2 separate regions of the Homo sapiens genome follow, and region 2 is linked to region 1. Evidence: chromatin loops called from intact Hi-C (ENCODE). Cell type or tissue: dorsolateral prefrontal cortex. All regions are shown on one strand.

Evidence for each region. Peaks named below come from ENCODE experiments on the same cell type or tissue, not always from the same donor. Only the 100,000 strongest peaks of a DNase experiment are listed, where the experiment ranks them.
Region 2: it touches region 1 in a loop (9-fold over the local background); 4 of 110 quality-filtered maps call a loop at or near these places.

Annotation. Positions count from the first base shown.
Region 1 is chr11:11,581,181-11,583,680 of GRCh38, reverse strand. The region is part of intron 1 of GALNT18 (polypeptide N-acetylgalactosaminyltransferase 18); the gene reads left to right. Among named protein-coding and RNA genes, the nearest start is that of GALNT18-AS1, 12 kb to the right of the region's middle. In dorsolateral prefrontal cortex, a CTCF peak has its summit at 1,123 (motif pointing left); DNase peaks (open chromatin) are centred at 1,340 and 2,490; H3K4me3 peaks cover 994 bases; H3K27ac peaks cover 2,233 bases.
Region 2 is chr11:11,509,752-11,512,251 of GRCh38, reverse strand. All of the region lies in intron 1 of GALNT18 (polypeptide N-acetylgalactosaminyltransferase 18), which reads left to right. Among named protein-coding and RNA genes, the nearest start is that of GALNT18-AS1, 59 kb to the left of the region's middle. RefSeq lists an enhancer at 2,416-2,500. In dorsolateral prefrontal cortex, no CTCF peak of the experiment used is centred here; a DNase peak (open chromatin) is centred at 1,112; H3K27ac peaks cover 969 bases.

The DNA.
Region 1 (2,500 bases):
GGTGTGTGTTCTTCAAAATGTCGGCATTTGAAGAAGTGGCGTCTCATGGGACCTCTGGTCTTTGGATGTCCTACATTTGGGGAATGAGATGTAAATGTATCCTTTGCTGGGGCCAGGTGGAGAGGAATTTAGTAGCTACAACTCTTATTTATTGATTAAACTCAGCTTTCGTGCACTTTCCAGCCAGAAACAGAGCTAGAAACCTTTTTACCCCGTGGATTTTATTTTCACCTATGGATTCAGATAGTCTACATTTCTTCATTCATTCAGAATGTATGAATTGAGCTCCTCCTATGTACTTGGCACTGGTCAGCTGCTCTGGAGGACCCAAAGGCATCTGATAGGTCACCATCCATTATGAGATATAAGTGTGCACACAGAGGGCTAGCATCTAGAAGGACCAGCTGCTTTGAGAAATAGCCCCAGGATGGTCTTGCCAGAAATAGGAGACCAGGGTGGAATTGGCTTTGTGTTCCCTGACCAATAACTCAGCAGGAGACTGGTTCTGTGCTGCTGTGGAAAAACCTCATTAAAGGGACAAATTGAGTGTAACTTCTCAGGAAAGAGCTGGAAAGCACCAGGCTTTGCTGGCCCTCCTGGTTTTTATGGAAGAGCACATGAACGACCTTCCTGAGTTGAGTGTTGGCAGGACTTAGAGTCCCATGCCTCTCATTTTGGGATATAAAAATAGCATGGGGGATAATAGGATGGTTCAGGGAAATCTTAGATCTTCCTCTCTGCAGGACCATGACAACCACTTCTGTGGGGTGTGTGTGGCAGTGGCTGTGCTCTGTGGCTGTGGTGAGGAGTTGGAGAAAGAGGTGCAGCTGATGTGGGTCCGTTCTTCACTCAACAACTAGAGTAATCTTTTAAAAATGCTTACTTCCTAAAGCCCTGTAATGATTATTAATTGTAGGAAGAATAAGTTGCATCACCTTTGATGAGGGCTGAAAGGCTGTGTTGGTTAGTTTCCACTGGGTTATGCTGGAGCAACATCACAAAGGCTTTTAGCCCTCAATGTGTATTTCTACTGCATACTGAAAGTCTGCGCTGCTTCACACGATATCTACAATCCAGGAACTGGGCTGAGGGAGCAGCTATTGTTTCCATCTTGTGGCAGAGGAAAAGAGAACAATAGCTGTAAGTCATAATGGCTCTTAAAGCTTCTTCTCAAATTGGTGCATGTTTATCACTTCTGCTCCTATTCCAGTGGTCCAAGCAAGTGAGACAGTCACTCATTGTCACTGTGGGATGGGACACAGAATCCCCCACTGGATAGCACTGCAAGCCACGGGGCAACGGACAGGCATGCATAGCCCTCTTATAGGGAGGGGCAGTGAATGATTGGGAACAAAGGCCCTTTGCCTCCTGGCCATGCCCAGCTCCCTGCCCTTTTCTCCCTCCACTCTCTGAAGCCTCTCATTCTGCTCTGACCCATCAGCTTGTGCTGTTCTCAAACACATCAGCTTTGTTCCTGCTTCAGAGCCTTTGCCTGCTCTTTCCTCTTTCGGGAATGCCCTCTTCACTTTGTTCAGCCCTCTTCCCCATATGTCACCTCTCCAGGGAGGCTTTCCCTAGCAGCCCATTCTACTCTTTCCCACTGCCTCTGCTTGGTTTTTCCTAATACACAGTATACATGGAACCTCATGTATACTAGGAAATACTAGATTACTCATTTGTTGTCTTTCTCTTCCAGTAAACTGTAAACATCCTGGGGGCAGGGACTTTGTCCTCTTTAGCCCCCTATCTGGTATACCAGATGCCTGACATCTGGTGGACTTTCAATAATTAGATGTTGAATGTGAATGGCTGGTCACCTGTGGGTCTCAAAGAAAAGAGGCTCCCAGCATGTGGAGAGTGACCACCCTTTTAGGAATAAGCACAACCTCTCCCTGCCTGGCTGCTTCTATCCTGCTAAAGATGCAGCAGCCACATGCATTCTTTTTAGGCCCCTGGATGGAGAATTTCTCTTCGTCTGTGAGCTTAGCCAGGAGTGGGTAGCAGGAGCCAGGCGGGATAAAGTGCCCACTCGGCAGCCCCTGTTGAATTAATAACAAGCTGCACCCTTCAGGAGCCCTGCTCTGTGAGTGCAGCAGGTGACCAAGTCCTGCCAAGGGCTGGGGGTGTCATGGGGAGGGGGCAGGGGAGGAGGAGGGGAGGTCAGCTGGGGTCTCACTGTAGCGTGCCCCTGTCCTTGCTTGGATCAGTGTTTACCTCAAAAATAGCAGGAAATGCAGCAGCTATTACAGGTGGGCGAGGGAAGCAGAAAATCCTGGCAGGCATCCCCAGAAGGCAGGAATCACACATGACCAGCACCTGGCTCTGTTTAGAGTCTTTGTGTACCCGGATGAAAATGAATCTGTCACATTGGCCACAGCCAGTGCTCCTTGGTGATTCTGTGAGGCCTGCCTGTTGTACTGGCCTTCTCTTCTGCTCTGTACTTATACTCATCAACACCAGCATGGACAGTGCTGTCGGGGCCCCTACTCCAGCCCTGCCC
Region 2 (2,500 bases), 71 kb after region 1:
ATGCCACTTGGACCTAGGGCTAAATTCACCCTTTACTCCTGCCCAGGAGACACGGCTCAGCCCTGAACCCATGGGGGCAGGCGGTTTCAGATGGAAAAATTGGCTTTCGTCTTTGGTGACTTTAATAAAGAATTCTTAACTTAGACTTCTGGATGGGCTTTAGGGAATCTGTGAATGTGTAAAAATTATGGGAGTAACTCTGTGTATGTATATGTATACATGTAAACATATGTATGTGTGTATATATGTAGACATGTGTATACATATGATGGTATGCATACATATACATATGTATATGTGTTGATCAGTTTGAGCTGCTGTAACAAAGCACCATAGAGTGGATGGCTTACAAACAACAGAAATTGATTTTTCATAGTTCTGGGGGCTGAAAGTCCCAGATCAGGGTACCAGTGTGGTCCGGGTCTGGTGAGGGCCCTCTTCTGGGTTGTTTACTGCCAACTTCTCATTGTATCCTCACATGGCAAAAAGAGACTGGGAGAGCTCTCTGGCCTCTTCTTAGAAGGGCACCAATATACCATTGATGAGGGCTCCACCCTTATGATCCAATCACCTCCCAAAGGCCCTACCTTCAAACATCATCACACTGGGGATTAGGTTCCAACCTATCAATTTTAGTGGAAACAGAAGCTTTCATTCCATAACACAGTGTGCACATGTATGCATTTTCTGGAGAGATAGTCCAAGCCTTTTCTCAGATTTTCTGAGGGGTGAGTGGCTCAGAAGTAAAGAACCACTGCATTAGCCAGGTCTCCTCAGGATTGTCTGGGGCCTATTCTGGGGATCACATGTATGGGGTCGCTCTGTTAGCTGTAGGGGACTGGCTAGGTCATGCTTCAGCCTTGGCTGCGGGGACACAGCAACCTTGAGCTGTAGCTCTTTGCAGACCAGTGTGTAAGGTCTGAGACCAGGGCCTGGTGGCAGTAATTAGCTTCAAGGAGCCCTCCCTGCGTGAAGCTGGACAGCCGGTCCCTTCAGTCTTCAGCAGATTCTTTGGCTGGGATTCCATGATTCAGCTCCTGAATGCAGCCCTTGAATACTTCAATGCCATTATTCACAGCGAGAAACCTCATTCAGTCCAAAAGGAGGGGCAGCCTGTTTTTACAACCCCCGGGAGAGAAGGCCTTCAGCTGCAGCCTGGCCCTCTCTTGCATCACCTGGCAGGCTGCATGTCTTTGTCAGGAGTCAAGTGGAAGGCGGTACCAGCTGCACGCCCCGCCGAGAGGAAAGAGTGCCGGTTGTGTCTGTCCGGGCACCATCCTCATGTTAGAGCTACAGAGAGGCATGTAGAGGTGGTACACAGAAGTCTGGGTCAGGAAGGCCTGCAGCCTGAAAGCCTGAGGATGGAGCTCAGCGAATGCATATATAGGGCTGAGCTCTGGGACTGTCCACTATCACAGAAGCCTGGCTTTGAAATGATGTTGCAATGTGCCCAGCCCTGAGATTTGCCCTGGAGTCACAGAGATCCCATTTTCTAGAGAAGATCACAGCCTAGAAGAAAAGATAGATGGGCCAACAGGTCACACAAGGTGGTGTGAAAAGTGGCACAGTAGCTGGATAACTCCTTAAAGGCAGGCACCTTCATTTCTATTTCTTGCACTGAGCCCCAGGTTAGACCCAGGAAATGCATCTCTGGAAGGCAGCTATGCTCACCACTATACCACCAATGCAGGGAATGCATCTCTAAAGGCATGAGTGCCTTGCATATAGTTTGTGTTCTAAGGGACTTTCTGCATGCCCAGTGCCTGGTACAAGGCCTGGAAATGAGCTGTACTCATGGAAGGTTTGCAGAAGTGACCTGAATAGAGGTTGGAACATGGTGAGGCCTTATCACAGAGACGACCCAGGGTAGGGAGCTTTACCTGGTTTCATATTTAATGCTTCTGACCTGCCCTTCTCACAGGGCCCCTGGGAGAGTATACTGAGACAGCAGATGTTAAAATAGTTTGTGTACTTTAGTGCCAGGCAAAATATGGGCTCCCATTAAAGGTGGTTTTCCTATTGTGAGGCTTTCCACACCCTTCATGTCACATTGCCTTGTGTGAATCTTGGGTGCTTCAGATCCATCAGCGTGGTCTCTGTGACTTGGTGGTAATGCTCCTTTTGGGCTGCAGCTGAGTCTTCCCTTGTGTTGAGTTTTCCATGCTGTGGCCAGCATCTGCATGTAGTTGGTACTCACTGGGCCATAGTGAAGTGTCTGGAGTGTTCTGATGCTGTAACCAGGGACCTTGGGTGCTCTGCTGGAAGGTCCTGCCCTCAGAAGGCTTCTCAGAGGATGTGACCACCGATGCTGTGTCTTATACAAATACTCTTTCTGCGTGGTGCTGGGAGTGACCCCAGATATAGCCAAAGAAGGGAGATTGCTCTCCAATTGTCACCATGAACAGGATCTTTCAGTTTCCCACAGAGGATGGAGTAGCGCATGTGTTAATCACAGGGCAGTGAAGGTCTTGAATTCAGATATGCCAGCATGTGGCCAAAG